Regions from separate parts of the Mus musculus genome. Here region 1 is linked to region 2. The links are chromatin loops, found by intact Hi-C in ENCODE. Cell type or tissue: gastrocnemius. All regions are shown on one strand. Each heading gives the region's core, and the rest is flanking DNA. Links, peaks and the distances in the headings are about the cores only.

Evidence for each region. A loop is a pair of places that touch in the nucleus more often than their neighbours do. Peaks named below come from ENCODE experiments on the same cell type or tissue, not always from the same donor. Only the 100,000 strongest peaks of a DNase experiment are listed, where the experiment ranks them.
Region 1: a loop joins it to region 2, with 2.5 times the contacts of the local background. A loop is called at or near these places in 2 of 42 quality-filtered maps.

What each region holds. Positions count from the first base shown.
Region 1 is chr7:55,662,499-55,678,608 of GRCm38, reverse strand. No RefSeq gene overlaps it. Among named protein-coding and RNA genes, the nearest start is that of Gm26482, 32 kb to the left of the region's middle. In gastrocnemius, for the core only: no CTCF peak of the experiment used is centred there; a DNase peak (open chromatin) is centred at 8,266.
Region 2 is chr7:55,717,892-55,734,001 of GRCm38, reverse strand. No RefSeq gene overlaps it. Among named protein-coding and RNA genes, the nearest start is that of Gm26482, 24 kb to the right of the region's middle. In gastrocnemius, for the core only: no CTCF peak of the experiment used is centred there; no DNase peak of the experiment used is centred there.

The sequences.
Region 1 (16,110 bases), core at 5,219-13,218, 56 kb after region 2:
AAAGGGGGCTACATTTTGAAAAGAGAGGAAGAGATTTAAAAAACTCTCTGTGCATCTTCAGGTTCCTTAAGTGAGATCAAAGTTTAAATAAAGAGTCAAGAATATGCACATAAAAAATAATAATGTTAAGTCATCTTGCAGCTTCTGATACACATCATCTTCCTTTTCATAGAGCATCAATTGGGGTGGAAAGACTGGTCTCCAGACGAATTTTGACTCTGAAAAAAGGATAAAGAAAATATTCTAAGTTCTATAAAAGGTAGAACATACTTGATTTTATAACAGTTTTTTATTTTCAAGCTAATGATCATGTAACATAACATAATTCTACAATTATTTTTCTCTTAGTTTCTATCCAGAGATTTTCTTTCTCTATAGAAATAAAGAAATAAAAAGAAGCAGATTTGTCCCTGTAAGTTATTTGTGTTGCTTTGGGAACAACTGTGGTCTCTGAGAATTTTATTTATAGGGAGTGACAACATCTCTCAATATAGTGATTATCAGTTATCAAAAGGGAGAAGTGAGGCAGAAAAATGAATTCTGTTTAACATCCTGGGAAAGGAATGAGTTTTAGATTATAAAAATCAGTTTTAGAAAGAGAAGAAGATAGTGGTTCTAAGGATGCATTTTTTTTTCATTTTTTATTAGGTATTTAGCTCATTTACATTTCCAATGCTATACCAAAAGTCCCCCTTACCCACCCACCCCCACTCCCCTACCCACCCACTCCCCCCCTTTGGCCCTGGCGTTCCCCTGTACCGGGGCACACAAAGTCTGCATGTCCAATGGGCCTCTCTTTCCAGTGATGGCCGACTAGGCCACTAAGGATGCATTTTTGAAAAATTGTTTAGCAAATTTAACAGGAGAAGCTGTTGAAAAGTCATTACAGAAGTCCCTTTTAAATGTCCAGTGGGAACTGTGTATATACAAAGCTTTACTTAGACATTACTATTGCATAAAGTGCATAACAATACTAGTTTTTGAGAATCTGAGACTGCTTATAGAATATGAAATATTGTCTTCTTTCTTAAGAAAACTATGTATGTCCTTATTTAAGAGTTGTTATGCAGCTGTAATAATGTATTTATGCATATCAATGATAATTTACCCTTAACAAATATTCTAATATGTAAATGATCACAAAGAAAGAGAAATTAAAAGGTAGCTAGTTTAAGTATCCCACATGGAGCAAAATAGTGCCAGAATTCCAATTAAGTGAGTTGGAACAACCTCTAACTCTACTGGATCAAAAGTATCCAGATGTAGCTTTGACAATTTTTACCTGTCCCATCATGGATGGAAAATTCTATTCAAATGCATCTTCTCCAAGAGGAAAGCAGTTCTCCAGCAAGATTGAAGAGGATTCCTCTGCAAATATCTTGATAGTAATCGATTTATATTTTGCAGGTTGTGTGATCTAAACCATATGTAGGCTTGCATGCAGATACAGTGGAAAAGCAATCAAAGGTAGTATATAAATGCAGAAACGAAGCTTTGTAACCTTTATTTACGAAGATGAAACTCAATTATTAAATACTATTCATGTGTCATAAAACATCATCTTTTTGGATTTCTCAACATTTTGAAGGTAAAGGTAATTGCAGAGGTAAATGAAAAAAAAAAAAGAAAAAAGGAAATAAAGCCAAATTACCATGTGCCTTTATTGATGCAGCGTCAGAACCTCTTTGTAGATGTAATTTTTCTCACTTTGAATGAACAAAGGTTCATAAGAAAACTGCTGTATGAAGAAGACAATTAAGGCACTAAAAACTATTGTATATAAAATTTTAAATAATTCTATTAGTGCCAATTAACTCAGTTACATGCATGTTTGATATGTACTCACTGAATATCTAGTATGAGTTAAGGAATAGACTACCAGTTTAATAATTGTTGGTGCATTACAATTGTTTTTATGCTTTTAGACTTTTATGTTATAATAAAAAGTATGGGTTTGTGAGCATTAAACAGCACACACATTTGCATAGAGTTATATACCAGTATAATCACCAGTTAGGAAAACCGAATACATTCACTTATAAATATAGATTGGTTTCATGTTAAGTGTATGTACCCAATAAATGGAAAGGGAAGAATAGAACACTGGAGAGAGGTCAGGCAGAAGCAGCTGAGAATCTTAGAGTGGGTGGGGGGACATGGAGAGAAGTTACTTTGCAGTGACTGAAGGAAGAAAATAGAGGACAAAGTAATGGAATTTTATTTTGATTATTATAGATGAAAATAGCAACAGTAAAATATATAGTAGCTTAAAAACCCAAAATTCAAATTATGTAAAAATGTATATTATGAAACAAGTGATACAGATAAGAACATGCAACCAGAGATTTTTTTTTGTTGTCCAGATAATCATAAACTTTGCCATCTCAAAGGAGAAAAATAATTTATTTTTTTAATAGGAGAGTTATTAGAGAATTTTAAGGTCAAGTTTTAAGCTTCCACAGGCATGAATGCCCAATTAAGGTATAATGTGCCTTGTATGATTCATATTACTCTTTTTATTATTAGCATGTTCTTTCAAAATAGTTTATTAAATATTAACATCTGCACATAATGTGTTTGAATCAAATTCCACCTCAAGTATATCAATTCTCCTACCGCCTCTTCCATGTTTCCTCTCAACTTTGTTCTTTCTCTTCTCCACCCTCCCTCCCCCTTTCTCTCTTCCTCCCTTCCCTCACTCTGTTCTTCCTTACTTAAGTCTCTGACAAATTTAGTGCTGCCAATATGTACTTGAATGTGGGGCTAACTACTGGAGCATGGGTAAGCTCTCAGGGCTTGCATCTCTGAAGAAAACAGACCCTTTTTCCTTGGAGCCACTGCTTTCCAATAGCTCCAAAATGGTGTGGAAATGTTGTGAAGTGTTCTCCAACTATACCACCATAAATGTTGGGACTTCATGTAGCTTGATCTTGTGAAGTTTCTGTACATGTAACACTAGCTGCTGTTCATTCATGTGTAGAGTTGTGCTATGCCTGTTAAATACTTTCTTTCCACTACAGATATCTCCTCCTTCTGGATCTTGCAAGCTTCCTGTCCCCTTTTCCACAGTGATGCCTGAGTCTTAAGCTTCTTTTTGTAGATGATAGCTATTAATGCAGAGACCCACATTGGATAATGTGCAAATAATAAGAGACCGAGAATGCTCAGTTCTAAATGGGACACACACAGCATGTTCTTGACTTCCCATTATTTTCTGAGTGCTATAATGGATGCTGGGGCTGGTTTTATCTAAGGGTAGTTAGATGATAGTAATTTAACTTATTATGAAAGTCATAGCTTAAATACAAGATTATATAGTAATGAATGTATATCCATATTAGGAAATGCATTCACATGAGAGATGTACAAATGTGAGATTATACATGGAAATTCTTTTATCAAGGAAAAGAAAATGAAATATTATTTGAAATAGAAAACCAGTGTATTCATAAATATAGAAGAATTTCTGTCACTTATCACTTGTATAAAGCAATATGTGTTATTACTGTAAAACAGAAAATATTTGGGACAATTTGAGGAGGATTTTATGATGGTGATTATTATTATTATTATTATTTTCACCACCTTTAGAAGTTCATATTAATCTTTTGGCAATGGGAAACCAACCATTACAGGTATGCCTATATTTCCATCAGTTAAAATTAAAAAGAATAAACGAGAGATACCAAAGTGTTTCCAGTGCTGGTTGTATCATATAATTGTGGCAGAGACTTAGCAAATGAAATTATAAAGCCAAATATGAAATTGAGATTTGGAATGCACAAAATCCTTCTGCCTTTAGTCGTGTTTCAATAGGACTTTAAAGGCCTCCTGTGGTGACTGACTGCTGCAGCCCACGAGCCTTCCTAACATCAGTTAAGCCAGTTCTAATGGATCCTAGACAGAGTAGAATTCCAGGAAAGGATTTTCTCAGCCAAAATAATTTTATAATAACACACATAACAATTCAACTCTTCATTTCTTGAAGACAATGACAGTATATACCAGACATCATGCAACCCAGACTCTTAATTATTAATGCTTAATGGATATGATTTGTAGATAATTATAAAATATTAAAGCATTGGATTAATTTTATTCATTAATTACATAGAAATATTTGTAATATCCACTAAAGCACAGAGTGACCCACTTCTGGAATACCAAATATTCATGAAATTGAAATGTTATCGCAAAAAAAAAAAAAGAAATGTTATCGCCTATATCAGACCCATACCCATTAAGTAACCAATTTTCTTCATGTATATTTCTGCAACTCCTCATTTTTAATTATTTTCTTCTATAGCTCATTCTCTCTGCATGACTTCCCCATGCAGAGTTGACTGGATCAAGTATGAAACATGATAGATGTTGGAACAAACACATAGCTCCACCCAGATACCCCAAATCATGAATAAGACCCAGATGAGGATTATTATAAATAAAGATTGCATTTATCATATGTAAAGAAGGAAAGCCATAGGACATGGCATTTCCCTGATTTCCAGAAAGAAAAATACAAAGAAAATGTGTCCAGTTTGAAACTGATGAAGAGTAGTAGCCAGTGCTGAATTTTGAGAGACACAGAGACTAGTGAGAAACATCTCAACATTTTAGTTATCTTTTACCTGAAAAAAATTCACCTTGAGATAAATTTCTTTCTTAGGCTTACATGAACATTTTCCTCTAAAGATATTTCCCCAATGTGAATCAGCTGGCTTGGATTGGCTTCTACTATAAATCTCCTAAATAATATATGTCTAATATGAGTCCCATAAGTAATTTATCCACATCTTAAATTCTGCAAATCAGCAAAATAGCAATGGCTGCAATTGGAAAGTCATTTTTCAAATTCTTTTTATACTGTAGTAGACAGCAAAACAGAGCAATTGTGCAAAGTGCATTTCTAATGCATTCTTAAAATGAGAAAATCATCATTATGCCTATACAGAAAAGAGAGGACAAATTTTCTACAGATTTGTAATATAGTAGTCATTAGGATGAAATTCTAGTTCTAGAAGACCTGTATTTCAATGATCATGATTTTTGTAATTTGGACAATTTACCCCATAGATTTGTCCCTTATCTCATTTATTTTTTAAAATATAAGTGATAATAATCTTTCCACATTCCCCTTTAGATGATAGCCCAGGCTTGCATTATTAATTCCATCTTCCCTGTTGATGTAGAAGGTGATGCTTCCACAGTGCTGTTTGGAGGGTAGCCCTACCCAATAATAAGCACTCAAGTCCAGAAGCACCTTTAATTGCTATATTAATGAGTTGTGTGTCTTACAAGGTGACTTCCAGGAAGTAATGCTTTATAGATTCAGGTTTGCTAATGTTAATAAATCCCGAAACAGTGCCATTTTCCTTGGAATCTATTATAGTATATGTGATAGCAGAGACAATAAGCATGTATAGTTTCCTTTCTCCACCCTATAGTAAACATTAACTTGATTTTAAGTCACTTATATTATTTCTTTTATGTCAATAGATGTCTATATGAAAACATGTACAAATATAGAGAAAATAATAGATCTTTTAGGAGAGTACAGGTGAGACTCGTAGTAAATGTTGGGTGTGTCCTAGTGGATCTTGAGAACTGGGGTAGATAATAAAATCTATGATAATTGTAGCATGTGGAGATCTGATTGTAGGGTTAACACTTTATTGTTTATTCATGCAATTCTATGACCATGATACTGCAAAATTCCAGCTTAAAACTAAGAATTTCTAGGGATTTATTACTGCTAACACAATAGTTACTTGTTGGTTTGATTAGCTATCTGATAAAAAAATAACTTAAAGAGCCAGGAAGTATGCCTTTCCTGTACTCGGGAGGCAGAGGCAGGTGGATCTCTGAAGTTGAGTCCTCCCCCTCTCGCCCCCAGTCTACAAAAAGAATTCCAGGACAACCATGGCTACATAGAGAAACCCTGTTTCAAAAAACCCAAACCCAAACCTAAAAACCAAAACCAAACCAAACCAAACTAAACTTAAAAACAAAAACAAAAGCAAAACCAAACACAAATAAAACAAAAAAACCTTAGAGGGGGAAGGCTTTATTTGGAATGACAGTTTGAAGTCATAGCATATCATGAATGTGAAAACATGGCTGACCACATTGCATACACACTCAGAAATCAGAGTGATGAATGATAGAGTTCAGCTTAGCTTCTTATTTTACTCAGTCTGGGTATTCAGCCCATGTAATGATACCTTTCACATTCATGTTGAATCTTCATTCCTCAGCTAGGTATTTCTGGACATTGTCATATTGCCATACTTTTAAGTATGTTTTCATAGTGCTTTTAAATCCAGTCATCTTGAGAATGAAGGCTAACTAGAGCACCTAACAGTCCCTGGACTCTGAAAATTGTTAAGGCATTGGGCAAACAATTTTGAAAAGGGGAATGAATTCACCAGAATCCAATGAGAGAATGCCTTACCCATGTGTAAAATAGACTAGACGGTGAAGAATAGGGAACAGGGAGTTGTGTTGGAAGTTATGCATGTAGTTAGTGTGAGAACCAATGTCTTGATGTTAAAGAGTTAAAAAAGAACTCTGGCATATAACAATGAAAGGAAATAAATAAGAAGATACAAATTCTGGTAAGTGGTAACAACACCCTTCACAATAGCCACAACTAATATAAAATGCCCTGTAGTAACTCTAATTAAGCAAGTGAAAGACCTGTATGACAAGAACTACAAGTCTCTGAAGAAAGAAATTGAAGAATACATCTGAATATGTGAGAGATCACATGCTCATGGACTGGTAGGAGTAACACAATGAAAATGGCCATCTTACCAAAAGCAATCTACAGATTCAATGTAATTCCCATCAAAATTACAACACATTTTTTTTTACAGACCTTGGAAGAGTAATTTTCACCTATATATGGAAAACCCAAAGAACACAGGATAGCTAAAACAATCCTGAACAATAAAAGAACTTCTGGAGGTATCACCATCCCTGATTTTTTTTTTTTTTGAGACAGGATTTCTCTGTATAGCTCTGGCTGTCCTGGAACTCACTTTGTAGACAAGGCTGGCCTCGAACTCAGAAATCCGCCTGCCTGCCTCTGCCTCCTGAGTGCTGGGATTAAAGGCGTGCGCCACCATGCCCTGCACCAGCCCTGATTTTAAATTGCACGGTCCAACAATAGTAATAAAAACTGCATAGTGTTGGTATAGAAACAGACAGGGTGATCAGTAGAATTGAACTGAAGCCTAGAAATTAACCCACATATCTATGGTCACTTGATTTTTGACAAAGAAGCCAAAAACCATATAAAGAAAAAAGAAAGCATCTTCAACAAATGGTGCTGGTACAATTGTATGTCTGTATGTAGACGAATACAAATAGTTCCATATTTATCAACATGTACAAAACTCAAGGCCAAGTGGATCAAAGACCTCAATTATGTATACTAAAGCTAATAGATGAGAAAGTGTGAAATGCCCTTGGATCTATTGGTACAGGAGTCAACAGAATACAAATGGCTCAGGCTCTAAGACCAACAGTTGATAAATGGGACCTCATGAAACTGAAAAAATTCTGTAAGGCAAAGGACACTGTCAATAGGACAAAGTGGCAGCCTACAGATTGGGAAAAGATGTTCACTAATTCTATATCTGACAGAGGGCTAATATCCAAAATATGTAAAGAACTCAAGAAGCTATACGGCAAAACCCCAAATAACCAAATTAAAAAATTGGGTACAGAGCTAAACAGAGATTTCTCAACAGAGGAATCTCCAATGGCCAAGAAGCACTTAAAGAAATGTTCAAAGTCCTTAGTTATCAGAAAATGCAAATCAAAATGACTCTGAGATTTCATCTTACAACCATCAGAATGGCTAAGATCAAAAACTGAAGTGACATCACATGCTGGGGAGGAGGCTAGTGCCAGTGTTCTTGTTCTCTATTGAAGGTACCTGAGAGGAAAGAGCATCAGTGGAGGTAAGACCAAGTCTTGAGATATTAGGGCTGCTTTTATTATAATAATAAAGTTTACTGATCTTGATTCTAAGTGACTTTGCAGAGTCAACTAACCTTGACTCTTGGGGGCTCTCAGAGACTGAACCACTAACCAAGGAGGATACATGGGCTGAACTGCACATGGGACCACTGCACATATGTAGCAGACCCACTCCAGCAACTGGAACAGGCTGTCCCTAAAGCTGTTGCCTGTCTGTGAAACCCATTTCCTTGGCAGGGCTGCCTTGTCTGACCTCAGTGGGAGAGAGTGCACTTAGCCCTGCAGAGACCTGTGCCAGGTTGGGAGGATATGAAGCAGAGGGGCTCCACTCACTCAGAGGGGAAGGGGATGGACTGTGGGAGAGGAGCACCTGGATGGGCGCCAGCAACCAGTATTTAAAGTTAATTAATAAATTAATGAGGGGAGGAAAACATACTAAAATTTAAAAAGAAAACTCAACAATTCAACAAAAAAAGAAACTCAACAAAAGATCTCACTTTAGAAGACTTGAATTTTGTGATTCTAGCATTTACTAAATGTGATCATGAATAACGCATAGTTTGTTTTATGTTATAATGGTATTAGTTAGCTAATTTCTATAAAGTGAAACATTCTCTTTAGAAGAGAGGAGCAAGGCTTATAAAGCTCACGAAGTAAACAAAACTCAGAAAGCTAAGGAAACTCTTGAATTTAATCTCAAAATATCCACTGCTTCATTAAACTTTTCTTAGTGGGATGGCTGTTTTGGTTTAACCTCAGTGTCCTGTCGGTGTACATAGATGTTCTCAGTTCATATGTACATAGTTGTTCATACTCCCCTGTGGTGGTTTGCAAGAAAATGGCTCCCATTGGCCCATAGGGTGTGGAACTATTAGGAAGTGGCCTTGTTAGAGGAAGTATGTCACTGTGCAGGCAGGCTTTGAGTTCCCTTATGCTAAAGATTTTCCCAGTGTGGCAGTTTCTTTCTGCTGCCTGTGGATCACAACGCAGAACTCTCAGCTCCTAAGCTCCTTCTCCAGCATGATGTCTACCTGTACACCATCATGCTTATCACCATGATGATAATATACTAAACCTCTGAAACAGTAAGCCAACCCCAATCAAATGTTTACTTTTATTAGAGTTTCCATGGCTATGATGTCTCTTCACGGCAATAAAATCCTAACTAAGACACCTCCTTAGAAAATGTAATACATGAAAATGCCGGACCTAAAGCAGTACTACAGAGCAATTGTGATAAAAACTGCATGGTATTGGTATAGTGACAGACAAAAAAGACAGCATTTTCAACAAATGGTGCTGGCACAACTGGTTGTTATCATGTAGAAAAATGCGAATTGATCCATTCCTATCTCCTTGTACTAAGGTCAAATCTAAGTGGATTAAGGAACTACACATAAAACCAGAGACACTGAAACTTATAGAGGAGAAAGTAGGGAAAAGCCTTGAAGTACAGGGGAAAAATTCCTGAATAGAACAGCAATGGCTTGTGCTGTAAGATCGAGAATCGATAAATGGGACCTCATAAAATTGCAAAGCTTCTGCAAGGCAAAAGACACCGTCAATAAGACAAAAAGGCCACCAACAGATTGGGAAAGGATCTTTACCTATCCCAAATCGGATAGGGGACTAATATCCAATATATATAAAGTACTCAAGAAGGTGGACTCCAGAAAATCAAATAACCCCATTAAAAAATGGGGCTCAGAGCTGAACAAAGAATTCTCACCTGAGGAATACTGAATGGCTGAGAAGCACCTAAAAAATGTTCAACATCCTTAATCATCAGGGAAATGCAAATCAAATTAACCCTGAGATTCCACTTCACTCCAGTCAGAATGGCTAAGATAAAAAACTCAGGTGACAGCAGATGCTGGCAGGATGTGGAGAAAGAGGAACACTCCTCCATTGTTGGTGGGATTGCAAGCTTGTACAACCACTCTGGAAATCAGTCTGGCGGTTCCTCAGAAAATTGGACATAGTACTTCCGGAAGATCCCGCAATACCTCTGCTGGGCATATATCCAGAAGATGTCCCAACCGGTAAGAAGGACACATGCTCCACTATGTTCATAGCAGCCTTATTTATAATAGCCAGAAGCTGGAAAGAACCTAGATGCCCCTCAACAGAGGAATGGATACAGAAAATGTGGTACATTTACACAATAGAATACTACTCAGCTATTTAAAAAAAATGAATTTATGAAATTCCTAGGCAAACGGATGGACCTGGAGGGCATCATCCTGAGTGAGGTAACCCAAACACAAAGGAACTCGCACAATATGTACTCACTGATATGTGGATATTAGCCCAGAAACTTAGGATACCCAAGATATAAGATACAATTTGCTAAACGCATGAAATTCAAGAAGAACGAAGACCAAAGTGTGGACACTTTGCCCCTTCTTAGAAATGGGAACAAAACACCCATTGAAGGAGTTACAGAGACAAAGTTTGGAGCTGTGACGAAAGGATGGACCATCTAGTGATTGCCATATGCAGGGATCCATCCCATAATCAGCTCCCAAACGAAGGCACCATTGCATACACTAGCAAGATTTTGCTGAAAGGACCCAGATATAGCTGTCTCTTGTGAGACTATGCCGGGGCCTAGCAAACACAGAAGTGGATGATCACAGTCAGCTATTGGATGGGTCACACGGCCCCCAATGGAGGAGCTAGAGAAATTACCCAAGGAGCTAAAGGGAACTGCAACCCGTTAGGTGGAACAACATTATGAACTAACCAATACCCCGGAGCTCTTGACTCTAGCTGCATATATATCAAAAGATGGCCTAGTTGGCCATCACTGCAAAGAGAGGCCCATTGGATTTGCAAACTGTATATGCTCCAGTACAGGGGAACCCCCAGGCCAAAAAGGGGGAGTGGGTGGGTAGGAGGTTGGGGGGTGGGTATGGCGGACTTTTGGGATAGCATTGAAAATGTAAACGAGGAAAATACCTAATTAAAAAAAAAAGAAAGAAAAAAAATGTAATACATGAAAATAGATACAATGAAGAGATGATTGGTGAATCATGACATTTAAAGGTCCACTAAATAGTAGGGCATACAGGCTACCTTGCCAGCAGAGTCTTGCCCAACACCCGCAAGGGCCCACACGGGACTCCCCATGGGATCCTAAGACCTCTGGTGAGTGGAACACAGCGCCTGCTCCAATCCAATCGCGCGGAACCTGAGACTGTGGTACATAGGGAAGCAGGCTACCCGGGCCTGATCTGGGGCACAAGCCCCTACCGCTCCACTCGAGCCCCGGGCTTCCTTGCCAGCAGAGTCTCGCCCAACACCCGCAAGGGCCCACACAGGACTCCCCACGGGATCCTAAGACCTCTGGTGAGTGGAACACAGCGCCTGCTCCAATCCAATCGCGCGGAACCTGAGACTGAGGTACAATAGGGAAGCAGGCTACCCAGGCCTGATCTGGGGCACAAGTCCCTTCCGCTCGACTCGAGCCCCTGGCTACCTTGCCAGCAGAGTCTCGCCCAACACCTGCAAGGGCCCACACAGGACTCCCCACGGGATCCTAAGACCTCTGGTGAGTGGAGCACAGCGCCTGCCCCAATCCAATCGCGCGGAACCTGAGACTGTGGTACATAGGGAAGCAGGCTACCCGGGCTTGATCTGGGGCACAAACCCCTTCCACTCCACTCGAGCCCCGGGCTACCTTGCCAGCGGAGTCGCCTGACACCCGCAAGGGCCCACACAGGATTCCACACGAGATCCTAAGACCTCTAGTGAGTGGAACACAACTTCTGCCAGGAGTCGGGTTCGAGCACCAGATATCTGGATACCTGCCCTGCAAGAAGAGAGCTTGCCTGCAGAGAATACTCTGCCCACTGAAACTAAGGAGAGAGCTACCCTCCCAGGTCTGCTTATAGAGGCTAACAGAGTCACCTGAAGAACAAGCTCTTAACAGTGACAACTAAAACAGCTAGCTTCAGAGATTACCAGATGGCGAAAGGCAAATGTAAGAATCCTACTAACAGAAATCAAGACTACTCACCATCATCAGAACGCAGCACTCCCACCCCACCTAGTCCTGGGCACCCCAACACAACCGAAAATCTAGACACAGATTTAAAAACGTTTCTCATGATGATGATAGAGGACATCAAGAAGGACTTTCATAAGTCACTTAAAGAATTACAGGAGAGCACTGCTAAAGAGTTACAGGCCCTTAAAGAAAAGCAGGAAAACACAACCAAACAGGTAGAAATCATTAAAGAAAAACAGGAAAACACATCCAAACAGGTGATGGAAATGAACAAAACCATACTAGAACTAAAAGGGGAAGTAGACACAATAAAGAAAACCCAAAGCGAGGCAACGCTGGAGATAGAAACCCTAGGAAAGAGATCTGGAACCATAGATGCGAGCATCAGCAACAGAATACAAGAAATGGAAGAGAGAATCTCAGGTGCAGAAGATTCCATAGAGAACATCGACACAACAGTCAAAGAAAATACAAAATGCAAAAGGATCCTAACTCAAAACATCCAGGAAATCCAGGACACAATGAGAAGACCAAACCTACGGATAATAGGAATTGATGAGAACGAAGATTTTCAACTTAAAGGGCCAGCTAATATCTTCAACAAAATAATAGAAGAAAACGTCCCAAACATAAAGAAAGAAATGCCCATGATCATACAAGAAGCCTACAGAACTCCAAATAGACTGGACCAGAAAAGAAATTCCTCCCGACACATAATAATCAGAACAACAAATGCACTAAATAAAGATAGAATATTAAAAGCAGTAAGGGAGAAAGGTCAAGTAACATATAAAGGAAGGCCTATCAGAATTACACCAGACTTTTCACCAGAGACTGTGAAAGCCAGAAGAGCCTGGACAGATGTTATACAGACACTAAGAGATCACAAATGCCAGCCCAGGCTACTTTACCCGGCCAAAATCTCAATTACCATAGATGGAGAAACCAAAGTATTCCATGACAAAAACAAATTCACACAATATCTTTCCACGAATCCAGCCCTTCAAAGGATAATAACAGAAAAGAAGCAATACAAGGACGGAAATCACGCCCTAGAACAACCAAGAAAGTAATCATTCAAAAAACCAAAAAGAAGACAGCCACAAGAACAGAATGCCAACTGTAACAAAAAAATAAAAGGAAGCAATAATTACTTTTCCTTAATATCTCTTAATATCAATGGACTCAATTCCCCAATAAAAAGACATAGACTAACAGACTGGCTACACAAACAGGACCCAACATTCTGCTGCTTACAGGAAACCCATCTCAGGGAAAAAGACAGACACTACCTCAGAGTGAAAGGCTGGAAAACAATTTTCTAAGCAAATGGTCTGAAGAAACAAGCTGGAGTAGCCATATTAATATCGGATAAAATCGACTTCCAACCCAAAGTTATCAAAAAAGACAAGGAGGGGCACTTCACACTCATCAAAGGTAAAATCCTCCAAGAGGAACTCTCAATTCTGAATATCTACGCTCCAAATGCAAGGGCAGCCACATTCATTAAAGACACTTTAGTAAAGCTCAAAGCACACATTGCACCTCACACAATAATAGTGGGAGACTTCAACACACCACTTTCATCAATGGACAGATCGTGGACACAGAAACTAAACAGGGACACAGTGAAACTAACAGAAGTTATGAAACAAATGGACCTGACAGATATCTACAGAACATTTTATCCTAAAACAAAAGGATATACCTTCTTCTCAGCACCTCACGGAACCTTCTCCAAAATTGACTATATAATTGGTCACAAAACAGGCCTCAATAGATACAAAAATATTGAAATTTTCCCATGTATCCTATCAGACCACCATGGCCTAAGACTGATCTTCAATAACAACATAAATAATGGAAAGCCAACATTCACGTGGAAACTGAATAACACTCTTCTCAATGATACCTTGGTCAAGGAAGGAATAAAGAAAGAAATTAAAGACTTTTTAGAGTTTAATGAAAATGAAGCCACAACGTACCCAAACCTATGGGACACAATGAAAGCATTTCTAAGAGGGAAACTCATAGCTCTGAGTGCCTCCAAGAAGAAACGGGAGACAGCACATACTAGCAGCTTGACAACACATCTAAAAGCCCTAGAAAAAAAGGAAGCAAATTCACCCAAGAGGAGTAGACGGCAGGAAATAAGCAAACTCAGGGGTGAAATCAACCAAGTGGAAACAAGAAGAACTATTCAAAGAATTAACCAAACGAGGAGTTGGTTCTTTGAAAAAATCAACAAGATAGATAAACCCTTAGCTAGACTCACTAAAGGGCACAGGGACAAAATCCTAATTAACAAAATCAGAAATGAAAAGGGAGACATAACAACAGATCCTGAAGAAATCCAAAACACCATCAGATCCTTCTACAAAAGGCTATACTCAACAAAACTGGAAAACCTAGACGAAATGAACAAATTTCTGGACAGAAACCAGGTACCGAAGTTGAATCAGGATCAAGTTGATCATCTAAACAGTCCCATATCACCTAAAGAAATAGAAGCAGTTATTAATAGTCTCCCAACCAGAAAAAGCCCAGGACCAGATGGGTTTAGTGCAGAGTTATGTCAGACCTTCAAAGAAGATCTAATTCCAGTTCTGCACAAACTATTCCACAAAATAGAAGTAGAGGGAACTCTACCCAACTCATTCTATGAAGCCACTATTACTCTGATACCTAGACCACAGAAAGACCCAACAAAGATAGAGAACTTCAGACCAATTTCTCTTATGAATATCGATGCAAAAATCCTCAATAAAATTCTCGCTAACCGAATCCAAGAACACGTTAAAACAATCATCCATCCTGACCAAGTAGGTTTTATTCCAGGGATGCAGGGATGGTTTAATATACGAAAATCCATCAATGTAATCCATTATATAAACAAACTCAAAGACAAAAACCACATGATCATCTCGTTAGATGCAGAAAAAGCATTTGACAAGATCCACACCCATTCATGATAAAAGTTTTGGAAAGATCAGGAATTCAAGGCCCATACCTAAACATGATAAAAGCAATCTACAGCAAACCAGTAGCCAACATCAAAGTAAATGGAGAGAAGCTGGAAGCAATCCCACTAAAATCAGGGACTAGACAAGGCTGCCCACTTTCTCCCTACCTTTTCAACATAGTACTTGAAGTATTAGCCAGAGCAATTCGACAACAAAAGGAGATCAAGTGGATACAAATTGGAAAAGAAGAAGTCAAAATATCACTTTTTGCAGATGATATGATAGTATATATAAGTGACCCTAAAAATTCTACCAGAGAACTCCTAAACCTGATAAACAGCTTCGGTGAAGTAGCTGGATATAAAATAAACTCAAACAAGTTAATGGCCTTTCTCTATACAAAGAAAAAACAGGCTGAGAAAGAAATTAGGGAAACAACACCCTTCTCAATAGTCACAAATAATATAAAATATCTCGGCGTGACTCTAACTAAGGAAGTGAAAGATCTGTATGATAAAAATTCAAATCTCTGAAGAAAGAAATTAAGGAAGATCTCAGAAGATGGAAAGATCTCCCATGCTCATGGATTGGCAGGATCAACATTGTAAAAATGGCTATCTTGCCAAAAGCAATCTACAGATTCAATGCAATCCCCATCAAAATTCCAACTCAATTCTTCAACGAATTGGAAGGAGCAATTTTCAAATTTGTCTGGAATAACAAAAAACCTAGGATGGCAAAAAGTCTTCTCAAGGATAAAAGAACTTCTGGTGGAATCACCATGCCAGACCTAAAGCTTTACTACAGAGCAATTGTGATAAAAACTGCATGGTACTGGTATAGAGACAGACAAGTAGACCAATGGAATAGAATTGAAGACCCAGAAATGAACCCACACACCTATGGTCACTTGATCTTCGACAAGGGAGCTAAAACCATCCAGTGGAAGAAAGACAGCATTTTCAACAATTGGTGCTGGCACAACTGGTTGTTATCGTGTAGAAGAATGCGAATCGATCCATACTTATCTCCTTGTAATAAGGTCAAATCTAAGTGGATCAAGGAACTTCACATAAAACCAGAGACACTGAAACTTATACAGGAGAAAGTGGGGAAAAGCCTTGAAGATATGGGCACAGGGGAAAAATT
Region 2 (16,110 bases), core at 4,446-12,445:
CTGTTGACATACTCGCTGTGTATGGGCACAGCCATGAGCAGTGTGGGAAAGCCCATTTTCACATTTGTTGTGTCCCAGTGACAACATATGGTGGCCTAAGCACACCTGTTTGCATAGTTGCCATATTTAAGTGCAATCAAGTTGTGGCTTTGGCAATTATCTTAGTGGAGTAGGTACGTTTGTTCACATGCCTGCCATGTTCTTGTGCTGCCACTTGGCCACCTCAGCCTGTCTGTAAACATGATTGTCATGTGCCAGTTCTGCCACCTGACAACCTGGGAAGGTTTGTTTGCATGCATATTTGCCATGCTCTTATGCCCCTACTTGGTGACCCAGGCTCACCTATTTGCTTGCATGCCATGCATATCATTACATGCTGACCTGCTGCACCCTTCTTCACATCTGCTCATCTGTACACGGTGGCATAAGCATGCCTGTTCACACTCCTGCTGTGCCACTGTGTTGCCACAAGAGAGCCTGGGTCTCCCAGTTTGAACACCTGCCACATCCCACTGTCACCACTGTCTCCTCACACACCTGCAATTTCTATTCCCGAAACACAGTGGCCTGGGCACACTTGTTTGCACACCTGACGAGTCCCAGCATTGTCATATGGCAGCCTAGGCATGCCTGTTCATACCTCTGTTGTGTTCCAATGCCAACACTTGGTTATTGTTCTCACATATGGTGGCCTAGACACATGTTTTTGCACACATGCCCTGTCCCAGCACAGCAACAAGGCAGCACTGGTATGCCTGTTTGCCTGCCTGCCATGTCCCCGTGCCACCACATGTGCAGCTGGGTACACATGTTCACTCCCTTGCCATGTTCCCATGGTGACCTGGGCAGGACTATTTGTACACTTGCTGAGTCCCTGGGTTGTCATGGCGTTTCCTCCACAGGCTTATTTGTGTGCTTACAGTGGTTGTCCCAGGGTTGACAGATGGTGGCTTGGGCATGTCACTTTGCATGCTTGCTATGTCCCAGTGCAACCACACAGTGGCCTGACTATGGTTTGCAGTGTTTGCCATGTCCTGGTACTGCCACATAGCAGCCTGGGAACACTCTTTTGCAACCATGCTGTGTACCAGGGCTGCCAACATACATGCCTGCTGTTTCTTAGTGACGACACCTGGCAGCGTGGGCATGCCTATTTATCAGCTTTCCGTATCCCAGTGATGCCACACTGGCTGGAGTACACCTATTCACACAACTGCCATGTCCTTGTGTCATCCCTGGGTGACCCGAGAGTGCTTGTTTGTACACCTGCCGTATACCTGGTTTTCCAGGTCTGTTTGTACTCATGCCTTAGCCTAGTTTTGCTATGTGGTAACCTGGGCATGATGCTTCTTTACCCATCTGAAAGGTCTCAGCTTTGCCCCTTGGGGGTCTGGCCAGGCCTGTTCCCATGCGTGCGATGCACTAGCACCACTACTTGGCAGCCTGGGTATTCCTGTTCACCCTTCTACCATGTCCCAGTGATGCTATTTGGTGACCTGGGAACTCCTATTTACACATTTGTCACTGTTGCCACTTAGCCACCTGGCCATGCCTGTTAGAATGGCTATTGCATGCCAGTGCCATCATGTGACATCCTGAGCATTCCTGTTTTTACTCCTGTCCTATTCCAGGGCTTCCAAGTAGTAAAGTGAAGTGGTGGCATGTGCTGGCCTAGTCATATACATGCCACATCCCAGCAAGCACTACCACACTCTGGTCTGGCTCCACACATTTAGCATACTTGCTGTGTCCCAGCACTGCCACACAACAGCTAGGGCATTCCTGTTTTCATGCCTGTCTTGTCCCAGTGCTGCCATTTGGTGACATCAGCATACCTGTTCACGTGTCTGCTGTGTCACAGCCACCAAGCAGTGGACTGGCATGCCTGTTTGCATGGCTAGTGTGTCTAAGGGTTGCCATATAGCACACAGGGCACGCTTGTTCACATACCTGGGTGTCCCTGTGCTAAAACTTGGAGGCCTAGCTGTGCTTTTGCTCACACATGTCTTGTCCCAGCACAATGTGGTAACATAGGCATGCCTACTCTCATGTTTGCTGTGTCTCAGCACTGTACATGGCAGCCTTGTTATGGTTGTTTACACAATTGCCCTGTCCCAGTATTGCCACATGGTGGTACAGGCATGTCTGTTTTCCCCTGTGCTATGTCCTAGTGCCACCTGTGCTATGACTCAGCATCCCCCAATGTGACCAGGTTCAGAAAAGACACCCTGCCTATACAGCCCCTGATATGACTAGGCTTGGAAATGGTATGTGGACTAACATATCCATGACCCATTTCTATGTGAACAGGATTGGAAATGCCACATGCTACAACATGCCCATTCAAACCCTGCTTCATTTGATCTAGTTCAGTTTGGCATACAACCTCCAATGTGAACAGCTTCAGAATTCCCATGTGAGCCAACATGCTTGTATAGCCTCCGACAACACCAGCCTCAGAAATGGCATGTGAGCCAACGTGTCTATAGTCCCACTACATCCCTGTTGTGTGACCAGATTTGGGAAAGGCATCTGGGCCAATGGCTTTCTAGGATTGGAGCCTGCTACAAAAGCTTATGCTAGCCCTGCTATACTCAAGAATAACACGTATCCTGGGGAAACTTGCTGATTTGTGCTTCGTTATGTTCCCAGATAACAGCCTTTCCTTCTAGATGATATGAATGTTCTCCTGGGAATGAAATAAGGTCCTATAATTGCTGCAAACAAATATGATGATATACCTGGGATAACTGGAAAGAGAACTGCCCTTATGACAAAACTAAGGGCCACTCAAAAGGTTTTAGAATCACTAAGATCAGAACAAACTCAGGATATTTTATCTGCCTAACTACATGGTATCTTCCCACTGAAGGGAAATGGGGTTATGAGAATCCAAATTGGAAAAGATTATGTTATGAATACTGGCTCCACTCTATTATAGAAACCTCAAGGGGAACATTCATATGGGAATGTTAAAGCAAGAGCCATATAATCAAACTATAAACCTGATGCCCAGACAAAGAAAAGCTGAACCAAGTATTTCTTGTTGTAAGAAGGCTACAAACAGGCCTCTTTTTACTCAGTGGAACATGCGCCTACCAGTGCCTCACTCCTCAATGGGGAGACTCTCTACTCTAGTTTATATACAGCTAAAGTGATAAATCTCTCATTTTATCAGTAGAGGCTCCCGGTCAGGATTAAAAGAGCTCCTATTCTCATCCTTTTGGCAGTGAGGATGTAAACTACAGCTGATATAGGACTGGATGTTGTAAGAACACTATCTTTAGAAATACATTGCAATTTTCTGTCTAATCAGGCTATAAAGGACAAGGAACAGATGTCTAAAGCTTAGGAACAATAAAGAACCATGTGGAATCCCTTGCTGAAATACTTCTCTAGACTAGAAGAGGCCTAAATCCATTAACTGCAGAGAAGGGCCTCAGTGTATTCTTATACTAAAAATGCTGTTATTGGGCTCATAGAGGCTCACAGAAACTGTTGAGACAAACACACACTCTGTATGGGTTTGAGCTAGGTCCTTTGATAATACATATGGTTGTGCAGGTTGGCATTCTTGTTGGACTCCCAACAGTGAGAGTAGGGGTGTCTCTGACTCTTTTTGTCTGCTCTTGGGACCCTTTTCCTCCTACTGGGTTGCAACATCCAGCTGTAATATCAGGGTTTGTGCTGCCTTATTGTATCTTGTTAGGCCATATTCAGTGGATATGCCTGGGAGGCCTGCTCCCTGCCCCTCTTTTTTTGAAGGGAGAGGAAGAGTTGATCTGGGGGAGAGATGTGGTTGGGGAGGGGCTGGAAGGATTGGAGGGAGGGGAAACTGTGATTGGGATATAAGGTATGAGAGAAGAACAAAAGTCAAAAAAGAATGCTCTTATTATGATAATAATTCAGTAATAGAGATGTGGTTAAACAGCTAAAAGACAACAGCCAGAAAGAAAAAAAAAGGCCCTAAAAACCTTGGATTCCTGGAATATCTACTGAGATTGGAAACTTGACAGATACCTTTAGCAGGGCCTTTCCACTGATCAATTTGAGTCTGTTTTTTTTTTTTTTTTTTAAAACCCTGCATCCCTATGCAGCAGAGGATGGCCAAGTCGGCCATCAATGGGAGCAGAGGCCCTTGGTCTTGGGACGATCATATGCCCCAGTACAGAGGAATGCCAGGGCCAGGAAGGAGGAGCAGGGCGGGAGGAGGGTATAGGGGGCTTTCGGGATAGCATTTGAAATGTAAATGAAGAAAATATCTAATAAAAAATGAAAAAAAAAAACCCCAAAAAACAAAACAAAGCAAAACAACAAAATAAAACCCTGCATCCTCCGTTGTGTAGTTCAGTTCATTATCTCTTGGAAAGAAGCTATAAGGCTACAAATGATACTGACCTCTGAGCCCATTCCTTATGTAACACAGCAGGGTGACACATCTGACTCCTGATGACTCAGAACCCCAAAGTTGGAGCCTTTATAGGAAATTAAAATTTTTGAAAAAAGGAAGGACTGAAGAAGAAAACAAAACAACAACAACAACAAAAAAAAAACCCAGCAAGCTTTACCATTAATTATGATCACCAAATTTCCCTGAGAGATACCAGCTGGTACCAGCATCTGAAACCATAAAGTGGCTCCATCTCAGATCCAAGACCACCCAGCTAACATTGAACTGCTGACTTCTGCTTTGTGGACCTGCCACCCCTTCCTCTCTTTTGAAAACTGCAGTGTCTGCTCTGTTCTCTTGAGATATGACCACCACCCACCACCCACATAGACAGCAAATCTTAGTTGCTATAGGTGAAATCATCTCAACTAGAAACCTGCAAATTTCAGGTTCACACACCTGCTGGGTACAAGTACCACCATGTGGTGACCTGGATTTGCCTGATTGTACACCTGCTGTGTCCCAGGGACACCAACTGGTAGCCTGGGCATGCCTCCCTGCATGCCTGCCTTTCATGAGCACTGTCACTTGGTGGCAAGATGTCCTAGTTAGGGTTTCTGTTGCTGTAAAGAGACAGCATGACTGCAGCAACTCTTTTTTTTTTTTCATTTTTTTTAATTAGGTATTTTCCTCGTTTACATTTTCAATGCTATCCCAAAGGTCCCCCATACTCACCCCCCCAATCTCCTACCCACCCACTGCCCCTTTTTGGCCCTGGTGTTCCCCTGTACTGGGGCATATAAAGTTTGCAAGTCCAATGGGCCTCTCTTTGCAGTGATGACCGACTAGGCCATCTTTTGATACATATGCAGCTAAAGACAAGAGCTCCCGGGTACTGGTTAGTTCATATTGTTGTTCCACCTATAGGGTTGCAGTTCCCTTTAGCTCCTTGGGTAATTTCTGTAGCTCCTCCATAAGAGCGCCGCCTCTCCGCAGCAACTCTTATAAAGGACAACATTTAATTAGGGTTGGCTTACAGTTTCAGAGGTTTAGTCTGTTATTGTCATGGCAGGAAACATGGCATGCAGGCAGACCTGGTGCTGGAGAAAGAGCTGAGAGTTCTCCATCTTGATCAGCAGGCAGCTAAGGAGACTGTGAGCCACATTGGGCATAGATTGAGCATATATGCCCTCAGAGTCCTCCCTACAGAGGTACACTTCCTCCAACAAAGGCACAGGAACTCTACCTAGGCCACATCTCCAAAGAGTGTCACTCCCTATGGGCAAGCATTCATACCTACTCGAACCGTCACACAAGGGCCCAACTATTTATACATGAAGTGTATCCCAGTTCACATGCCTGCATGTCCCAGTGTCACCCCACAGCAGCTTGGGAATAACCTGTTTGCATACCTGGTATGTCCAGGGCTGCTACATGGTGGCCTGGGTATTCCTATCTACAAATCTACTGTGTCCCAGTGAATACCATATGGTGGACTGGGTTCTCTGTTCACATGGCTGCCATGTTCCAGGGCCACTGCATGGCAGCCTGTTCACACCTATTTACACATATGCCATATCCCAGTGCTGCCACATGGTGGCCTTGAAGTGTTTCTTACATATCTGTCACATCACAACACTATGTGGTATCCTGGGCACATTTGTTTGCAAGTCTGCTGTGTTCAAGCACTGTCATTTGGCAGCTTGGGCACACCTGTTTACAGACTTGCTGTGTCCCAGGGCTGCCTTTTGGTAGCCTTGGAATGCCAGCTTGCATACTTGCTATGTCCCAATATCACCATGTGATGGACTGGGCGCACCTGTCCACACACAAACCTTTTTATGTGGCTGGGTGGGCTTGCCTAGATGCTTGCTTATCATGTTCTATCACCACCACACAGCAGCACTGCCATGCCTGATTGCATGCTTCCTGTTCACCAGCACTGACACATGAAAGTCTGGGCATGACTCTTCACATACTTACTGTGTCTCAGTTCTACCACATAATAGCCTAGGCATGCTTGTTTGTAGGTCTGCCATGTCTCAGGGCCACTATATAGTGACATCTGCCTTGTTCCAATGCTGCAAAGTAATCTGCTGAGTTCTTTTCTTCTTATGCCACTGTCTTAGTTAAGGTTTTACTGTTGTGAAGAGACACCATGACCAAGGCAACTCTTATAAGGACAAATTTGAATTGAGGATGGCTTACAGGTTCAGAGGTTCAGTCCATTATCATCAAGGGGGGAGCATGGCAACATCCAGGTGGGTACAGTGCAGGAGGAGCTGGGAGTTCTACATCTTCATCTGAAGACTGCTAGGAGAAGACTAGCTTCCAGGAAGCTATGTCGAGGGTCTTAAAACCCATGCCCACAGTAACACCACACCTACTCCAACAAGGCCACACCTCCTAATAGTGTCACTCCCTGGGCCAAGCGTATACAAACCATCACAGCCACTCATGTCCCATCACCACCACTTGGTGGCCTTGGCTCTCCTTTTCATATGCATGCTCTGCCCCAGAGCTGCCACATGGTGGTCTAAGCATGCCTTTTCACATGCCAACCATCTCCTAGCCCCACCACCTGGTGGCCTAGACCCAATGCAATGGCTGATGTGTGAACAGATGGGTCTAGGCAACTACATGGTTGCTTGGGAATGCCTGTGTGCACTCCTACATGTCCCAGAGCCACCATGTAGTGGCCTAGGCATGCCTGTTTCTGGACTACCATGTCTAAGTGCTGCCATTTTGCTGAGCAGGCACCACAATGCCATGCGGTGGTATTTGATCACTTATCTGCATGCCTACTATGTCTGAGAATGACTGGCAGAGCAGGGACATCTGTTTTTATGCTGCCATGTTTCTTACCATATTGCAAGGTGGGCACAAGTGTTTGTATCTCTGCTGTGTCTTAGTAGTGCCACAGCAAGTCCTATTGCAACATCACCACAAAGCAGACAGGCATGTCTGTTCACATTCCTGACCTGCCCCAACACGAAATACATTTTAGTACTACAGTGCTTTCTTAGCATTTACAGGGCTTCCTTTCAGGCTCAGAGAAGGCTACAATTTCTCTCTGCCTTCTCAATTTCTCTTTCTTTCTCTCTCTCTCAATCTCTTTTTCTTAATCTTTCTCTCTCTCAATCTCTCTCTCTCAATCTCCTCTCAATCATCCCCCCCCCCTTTTAGGAAGGAGAAGGGAAGGGAAGGGAAGGAAAGGGAAAGAGAAAGAAATGAAAACAGGGAGGAAGGGAGAAAGAAGAGGGGGAAGGAGGAGAAGAGAGGAACAGGAAGAAGGAAAGGAAAAGAGAGGGAGAGGAAACATCTGCGATCACCAGCATGAGGAATATTTCCTCACACAAGTGTGTGTTTGGGTTTGCATGTGTGGTTTTTCTTTTGTTTCTTTATGCTTTGTTATTTGTTTTGTTGTTGTTGTTGTTGAGTTTCTTGTTTCTTTGGTTTTGAGACAAGGTGGAACTGTGTATCCCTAGCTGGCTTGGAATTATGTAGAGCAGGCTGGTCTTGAACTCAAAGATCCACCTGCCTCTGTTTCTCAAAGATCCACCTGCCTCTGTTTCCTGAGATAGTATTTTCAAACTTAAAGAGATTTGCTGACACACTCTTTATTTATTTATTTATTTATTTATTTATTTATTTAGAGACAAGGTTTCTTTGTGTAGCCTTTGCTATTCTGGAACTCACTTTACAGATTAGGTTGGCCTCGAACTCACAGAAGTCCACCTTCATCTGCCTCCTGAGTGCTGAGATTAAAGACGTACACCACCATCACCTGGACCCACAATATTTCTAAAACAGAGTTACATCTTTTTGTCCATTTTATTGTGCTAAAGATTGAATTCAGGGCCTTGTGCATACTAGGTAATTGCTCTAACATTGAACTACAATGTCAGCTCTGTAAATATTTTAAGTATAGGCTAACTAACTAACTAACTAACTAACTAACTAACTAGCTAACGAGCAGGAGTGCCCACTCTGTTACATTGCAGGGCAAGTTCAAGGCTCTTCTGGGCTACATAGTGAGCTGTCATTTTGAAAGAAAGCATAGTGAGCTGTCATGCGTGTGTGTGTGTGTGCGTGTGTGTGTATGTGTGCGCACGTGTACCCATCCCCACACACTAAACTATTGTCCTACCTACTAAATGATGAGCTAAAATCCACTAGGTCATTGTCATCATGTAGCTTATATTTCTGCAAGAAGATAGGCTATACATAAATGTTTTCAGAGTGCAACATATGTAAGGAAAGTAACACAGTAAATGAAGGATGCCAATGAAAACCATAGTAGTAAACTTAAGACTGCTTTAATTGGCAGCTGCTATACAGGGAATTGAAATGGAAGCATACAAGAATGCCATACCTCTGATAATGACACCTACTTTCTTTTTTAAAATCAAAATATACCAAACTGTTCCCTTACCTATGAGATTAATATCCGTTTTGGTCTGACATGGATACCCTAAAACTTTATTACTCTATATAACTATGTATATATATAAAACAATATATATGTATGTATATATATATTATAATTATTTTGAGTGCACCCATAAAGAATGAATAACACTGAAGACACATTTGAAAATTGCAAAATATGAACCATACCTGAAACAAAGTCTTACTGTATCTTCTATGGCAAGGCACAAGTGTTTTCCAGGTTTAGCATTATTCTCAAGCCCCGTTCATGTTTTTTGCACTGATAGTTTTGGAAGCATCACTTCATTAAAGTTTTTTTTTTTTTTTTTTTTTTTTGTGAGAGAAGACTGTGAGTACTCCTGTAAAGTGAAATAAGAATATGTGAGACAAATAGTAAATACTAGATACAGTGTCTGTGCAGCAAACCATTTGCTACTATATCCTCCCTGTGTAGGGAAGAAAATGGCGTATACCAGGAAAAATGCAGAATTAAACTCACATAGCCACAGATCTTAATAAAGATGCTAGAAATAATACCTTGGGGAAAAGACAGGCCCTTTAATAAATGGTGCTGATTTTTGATACTCATAAATCAAAGACTGAAATTGGATCCCTAGCCCTGAGCCTGGCAAAAATCAAGTGAAAATGGGTCAAAAGCCTGAATGTAAGACCAGCAACTTTGAGACTACTAGAGGAAAACATAAAGAAAACACAAATAATAGGCAATGACTTTCTGATGGAGGCTCTAACAGGTCTGGAAATAATAGCAAGAATTCACAAATGCAGTTGCATGAGGTTGAAAGGCTCTGCACAGCAAAGGTGAGAGTTATTAGAGCAAAGAGGCTATGTGCAGAATGGGAGACACTGCAAGCTGGTCACCCAACATCTTTGTAGACAGAAAGTGCAGGAAATACAGAGCCAAAACTATTGAACACCGAAAGAACTAACAATCTAGGGGCAAATGCACTGATAGCTCTCAAAAGAAGTACAAATGGCCAATGAATACGTGAAAAATATTCATTGTCCTCAGTTGTCAGAGAATTGCCAATCAAAACCACGTGGAGATCCTGATTGATGCAATGAGAATGGGCAGGAAACAATTGTCCATCTAGCTGTGTAGTTATGTGGCTACATAAAATATGTCTCATTTCTGAATTACTCAGAAAAATATAGCTTTTCTTTTTCTTCTTTCTATTCTCTAAGTTTTCTTTCTTTCCTTCTTTCTTTCTTTCTTTCTTTCTTTCTTTCTTTCTTTCTTTCTTTCTTTTCTCTTTCTTTCTTTCTAAAAGGACTTTCTCTCAAAATATATGCCACAATAAGACTCATTTACAGTATACAATTAATACATAAAAGTCATCGCTGACACGAAGGGGGTAATATTGATGAGATGGTTGTAAACTTGCCAGATGATGAGTTCCGAGGGGTCAAGACCAGGAGTGTGGGCACAAGACAAGTGTATCTAGCACTATCTAGGTGTCTCTTAGTTCTGAAAATGGCCACACAGACTTCTGATGGATTAGGAAGGAGTGATGGAGACACCAGTAGCTCGAATGCCCAATTACTGACAGCTACATACTAAATTTTTCTCATTACATATTTGTACTTCCTATTCTTTCCAAACAGTATTCATCTGTGATAAACCTCATCGTTTATCCCACTGAAGTGGGACTTTCCTTATGGGAAAGACACCATGTACAGTCTCCACTCACTACTCTCAGCTCAGCTCATAACCCAGATCTCTCTAGTCAGCAAAAGGGTTGGGGATAAGAACTAGCCAGTCTGCAGTATGGGAGCTGAGACGACAGGATCATGCCAGCAAACTCACCTTTTCAAGCTTTTGGGCAGACACTTGTCTTTGCAATAATGTGTTTATATATTTACTTTCTATTTCTTTATTCTTTACCATGGGGCACGGACAAAGGGCATCAACTGAACATGGAGAGAGAAAAGAGACATTGAAGAAATTGGAGTAAATGAACCAATGGAACCCCTACAATGCGACCCTCACCATGTAGGTGACAAACTATGTCTCCCCTTAAACTGACACAAGAAGTCCATTTCAGGCGTTTCTGAAATCAATTGTGCTCTTTAAGCTAAAACAAAACAAAACAAAACAAAACAAAACAAAACAAAACAAAACCTCAGCCCAGAATTTTGGTGAGGTCTGGAGGTTATAGCTCCTTTAACTAAACTGTAAAGTACACGAGCTTAGGTCTGGTAATTCCACTTCTTGGAGTCCGCTGAATGCACTCTTACAAGACCGTGACGTGATCAAAGGGTGTGAATTACAGCACTTCGCAACAAACGCCAAACCAAACAAAATCTCACCCAACACAGGGAGGGACTAACTAACTAAATGACAGCACAGTCACACAGTGTTTGAAGATAAATGGGAATGTGGGATTCTAAGATGGAGGACAGTGGCAGTGTGTGGACTTTGATGAGTGGACTATGCCAAGATTCAGTGAAATGAACCTGGACCCGGAAAAACACCTAGCACATGCCTGCCTCATCTCAGGAAGGCTCTTATACCCCATCACCACCAGAGAAAGCACATTATTTCCCACAGCCACCCACAGACTAGGGATACAGAACAACTTTTCACTATGTGCATAGCCAGTGTCTTTCCTTGTCACCAGGACAGGCAAGAAACCACATGCTAACTAACATTGCTCAATGTGGATCTAGTGTAGCCCATAATGAGTTACTCGACCATTCATTCACCCACTGTGAAAACTGCTGTCTTAGGCATTGTTGCCACACTAGTTTCCCCATCCTACATAACCTTAATACCTTACAAAACATTAGGCTCTCCCTGGACTTAGTCTTCAGGGCCACTTTGCCATCTGTTTCTCTGTTTAACTCTGTGTGTTGATGTCAAGTCTTGCACTTTCCACCCCCTACCTCCTCCAAGCTCACTTCTAGTATCATTTGAGCTTGTGTGTCTGAAAGGCATATTATACTTATATGTTTAATACAGAAATCTTTATTTTTATTATGTATATATCTACATACATATGTATATAATACATACATGTATTCATACATAGGCACATACTTGGTATTTTGTGGATATAGTGATCAGAGAACCACCTGTTGGAGTTAGAACAATCTTTTTCCACCATGGGGGTTGGGTCCTGGGGATTTAACTCAAGTTGTCAGGTTTAGCAGCAAGTGCTTTTACCGATGCAACCATCTCTGGTCCCTAAACAGAATTCTTTTTATTTTTTAAGCCCATGTGCCTCCCTGAAGTCTGACCTCATTCTGTCCCCTGTATTCCCATGCCTCAATGTCCTCTTCTCAGTAAGTCCTTCTAAAAGCAGGGGCATAGTATAAAATTATATGGAAAGTTCTGGAGCCCTTGTTCTCAAGAAGAAACCACTGCAGGTCATTTAGGTGTGTAATGAACATCTGCTCATTTTTTACTGTACTTTAGAGTATTTTCCTGACACTTCAGGGGCTTTTTATAATTAAAAATTATCCTAACTAAAAAATAATTAACAATTATTTAATGTGTCTGAGTATTGTCCTAAATGCATGCATGTGCACCACATACATGCCTGGTGTCTTTAAGAGTCAGGAGAGACTCAGATTTCACAGATCTGGAGTTACAGATAGTTGTGAGGTCCTAATATTGATGCTGGGAATTGAACCTGGGTCCTCTGCAAGAGTGGTCAGTGCTCTTAGCCATTTAGCTACTTCCTCAGCCCCCTAAGACAGACTTCCTAATCCCTGCTTTCCAACTCCAGTCCCTCCTTCTCTTTCATCACCCTTTTTAACTACTCAGGGAGAAAGCCTAAGAGCATCTGGATTCTTTTTTTCCTTAAACTATTTCCAAACACTCTCCCTGTAACTTAACCAATTCCAGACATATCTGTCTCCCCTAAACCCCATCAATAGATTGTCCAGTCCACTGCTATCCCATATCTAGGCTTATCACCTCTACTTTTGCCAGCCTTTAGCTGAATTTCTCCATGGAGCAGCCTGAGAAATGATTTAGCACATAAGGATATCTGCTTGAAGTAGTCTCTTCTGTGCTTAGAATTGACAGTGTTACATAAATATTTCCAATTCAAGAAACATCTGGATTTAACATTTTAGATTATTTCAATAGTATAATTAACTCTACTATTTTGTCTTGAGCCTGGAAAGAATAAACACCCTATTGACATATACAGGTTCAAATGAATTTGTGTGGGTGTGTATGTACATGCACAGGTGTGTGTGTGTGTGTGTGTGTGTGTGTGTGTGTGTGTGTGTGTGTGTGTGCATGTGACTGTGGTTTTCCACAAAGACCAGGAGAGGGCACTGTATTCCATAAATCTGGAGTTACAGAGGTTGTGAGCTGTCTGATGGAGGTTCTGCAGTAAGCATTCTTTTTTGTTTGTTTTTGCTTTTTGAGATAGGGTCTCTCTATGTAGCACTAGCTTTCTTGGAACTCACTGTGTAGAACAGTCTGGCCTCAAACTCACAGAGTTTGCCTCTGTCTCTCAAGTACTGGGGTTGAAGCTGTGCACTAGTTCTGAGCACAAGTGCTAACATTTGCAAGTGGTAGGCTCAAAGAGTAGAAAGCAAGGCTTTATTGACTATTTTATGAGTGTAGATGAATAGCAAAAGTTAATGCTACAAACATTTAGAATTACACATTACTCATTTGTATTAAAATTTTATAATGTGCCTAAAGGTGATGCGCAAAGCAGGTCAAAAGTTGATAAATAGTTGGAGGGATGACTCTGTTATTTGATAAGCCTTTACTGTTGTTTGTTAATCAAGCTGGAAAACTCCTCCACCAAAAACTAAAAATATACTAGTGAATTATCAGTAATAATTACATGCCATCACCCACAGAGCTATTGTTTTCTTCTTTGCCCTCCAGTCATTCTTCATACAAACAAATATCAGAAGAAAGAAAGGAAGAAATCAATCAATAAAGAAAGATTCTGCACAGTTGACTTTCTGGCTCGCCAGTAAGTTTTATAGTCCTGAATATAAAAATTATATGCACCAATTAAGAGCTAATTTTCCTTTAATGAATCAGAATGCACATCAGGACTACATGGTGCTTCAGTAGCATTATCAAACTTGTTAACTATCACCCGGGCCCTAGAGTTGCAGGTTGCTTTTGAAGAAATAGTGTATTTCCAGGGGCTGGTGACAGGGCCTAGCTGTTAAAATGCCTGCTGCCAAGCCTGGTGACCTGAGTTTGAACCCCAGGGATTATCATAGAAGAAGAAAACAGACTATAGTTTTAAAATACAAGTAAAAGTGTACCTGTGTTGAAGTGATGTTTTTGAACACAGTGTGAAGATGTATCTCTGTCCTTTCTTGCCTGCCTAAGGCACCTTTTGATTGGTGAATATAAAAAGCCTATGACCTATAGCAAAAGGCAGAACAGTAAGGTGGAAGCTCTGGACAGAGAGTGGGACTCTGGAAAAGAGAGAGGCATGGGAGATTTACAACCGAGACAAGGAAAAAAGTTGGACTATGAAATTGAGGAGAGGTAACCAGTCACTTGGCAGACTTAGATTAGTATAAATGGAATAATATAAGTCAAGGGCTAGTTGGGGAGAAAGCCTAAACTAAAGCCAAAAGCATTATAAATAATGTCAGTCTCTATGTCAGTCTCTATGCCATTGTTCAGAGCAAAGGCTGGAATAGAAGCCAACTTGTACTCTCCTGTATAGAGCATATTCTACTACCTATATACCAATGGAGAGCGCAGGACTGATGCCTCTCTGGGTGCAAGGGTGATGCACTGATGAGCCTGAGCTGCTGCCGGTTGTCTACCTTACCCTGAACTCTTCTTAGGATATTCTAACATTTTCAAATGCATGCATTTTTAACATTTTGGAGTTCTGATTCTTTTGTACTAACATTTAGCTTCCACCATACATGCATCCTCCCCTACAGAACCACGATGAACAAGCACAAGCCACTCATCTCTTCCTGGTCCACTTCACCTGCCATTCGGAACACTCTCACCTTCTCTCACATAGCACAAGGGACAGAACAAATGTAGCAGGACATCTTAATGACCCTGCTTAGGTTCCAGATTCCCAGGTTCCTTTTTGCATGTTCCCAGTCCTTCAATAGACTGTGTAAGAACAGTTTATGGCATTCTGATAAATTATTTCGCCCCCTCTGGAACTGGAAACCAATCCCAGAGCCCTGTGCAAGCATTCTGCCACTCAGCTACATCGCGGAAATGCTATACATTTCTTTAAACTTGAGTTTTAAAAACATCTCCAGAAAGTGTTCCCATTATTTTCATGAGACAACCATATAGCCAGCACAATTAGAAGTGTTTACATACTTGCCAAAGGGTCCCATTAAAGTGTTCACACAGGATGCCAACCCCTGAGGAAACAGAAAGCAGGGAAGAAACTTAAGGAACTTTGTGGGACCACAAAAAATTTTTAAAAGCAAAAGCTGATGGATAAACTGAACAACTTAGGACAAATGCAATTTAATGAGTTCAGTGTCTTTTTTTTAAAAACCGTTTTAATTCTATTTAAAATACAGAAGAGACATTATGAACTGTATTTTATAAAAAAGATGTATTTATTTTACGTATGTGAGTACACGGTCACCATCTTCAGACACACCAGAAAAGGACATCAGATCCCATTACAGATGGCCGTGAGCCACCGTGTGGTTGCAGGGACTGAACTGAAGTCAGGACGCTGGAGGAACAGTCAGCACTCTTAACCACTGATACATCTCTCCAGCCCCAATTCATAACCTGTGGAATGTTTTAAAATACTATTAAAAAACGATGAATGGGGAACAAGTTTCTAAAATGCATAATCCTGGAAAAGAAAACATTCGTTCTCTCTGACTGCACATAGCATAGGAACACCATAATATGAACATTCTATGGAGCTTTAAATTTTTTTTAGAGAGTTTTGAATAGGCATTAAATGCATATGGCATAAAGTCCAAAGGATATAAATGCAAAGTTAGTGAAAGTGAAATCTTCCCTTCCTGCCTCTCTGCTATCCAACTTCCCCTCCCCCAAATGCATCTGCTCTTAGTTCTTTTAAATGGTTCCGTAAATTAATTTTCATTAGGAAAATAATAATCTTTTGAATAACTCATGTCTAACACCTTAGCGGTTTGTTTCAGAAGTTCAATTGAAGCAATATTTTCAAGATGAGGTACTTTGGAGACGAATAAAAGTATATGAACCTATGATCTCAGCACGTGGGAAGTAGGGGCAGGAGGAACAGAGGTTTGCGGCCAGTGCTTAGTACACAGTGAGCTGAGGCCAGCCTGGACTACAAGAAATC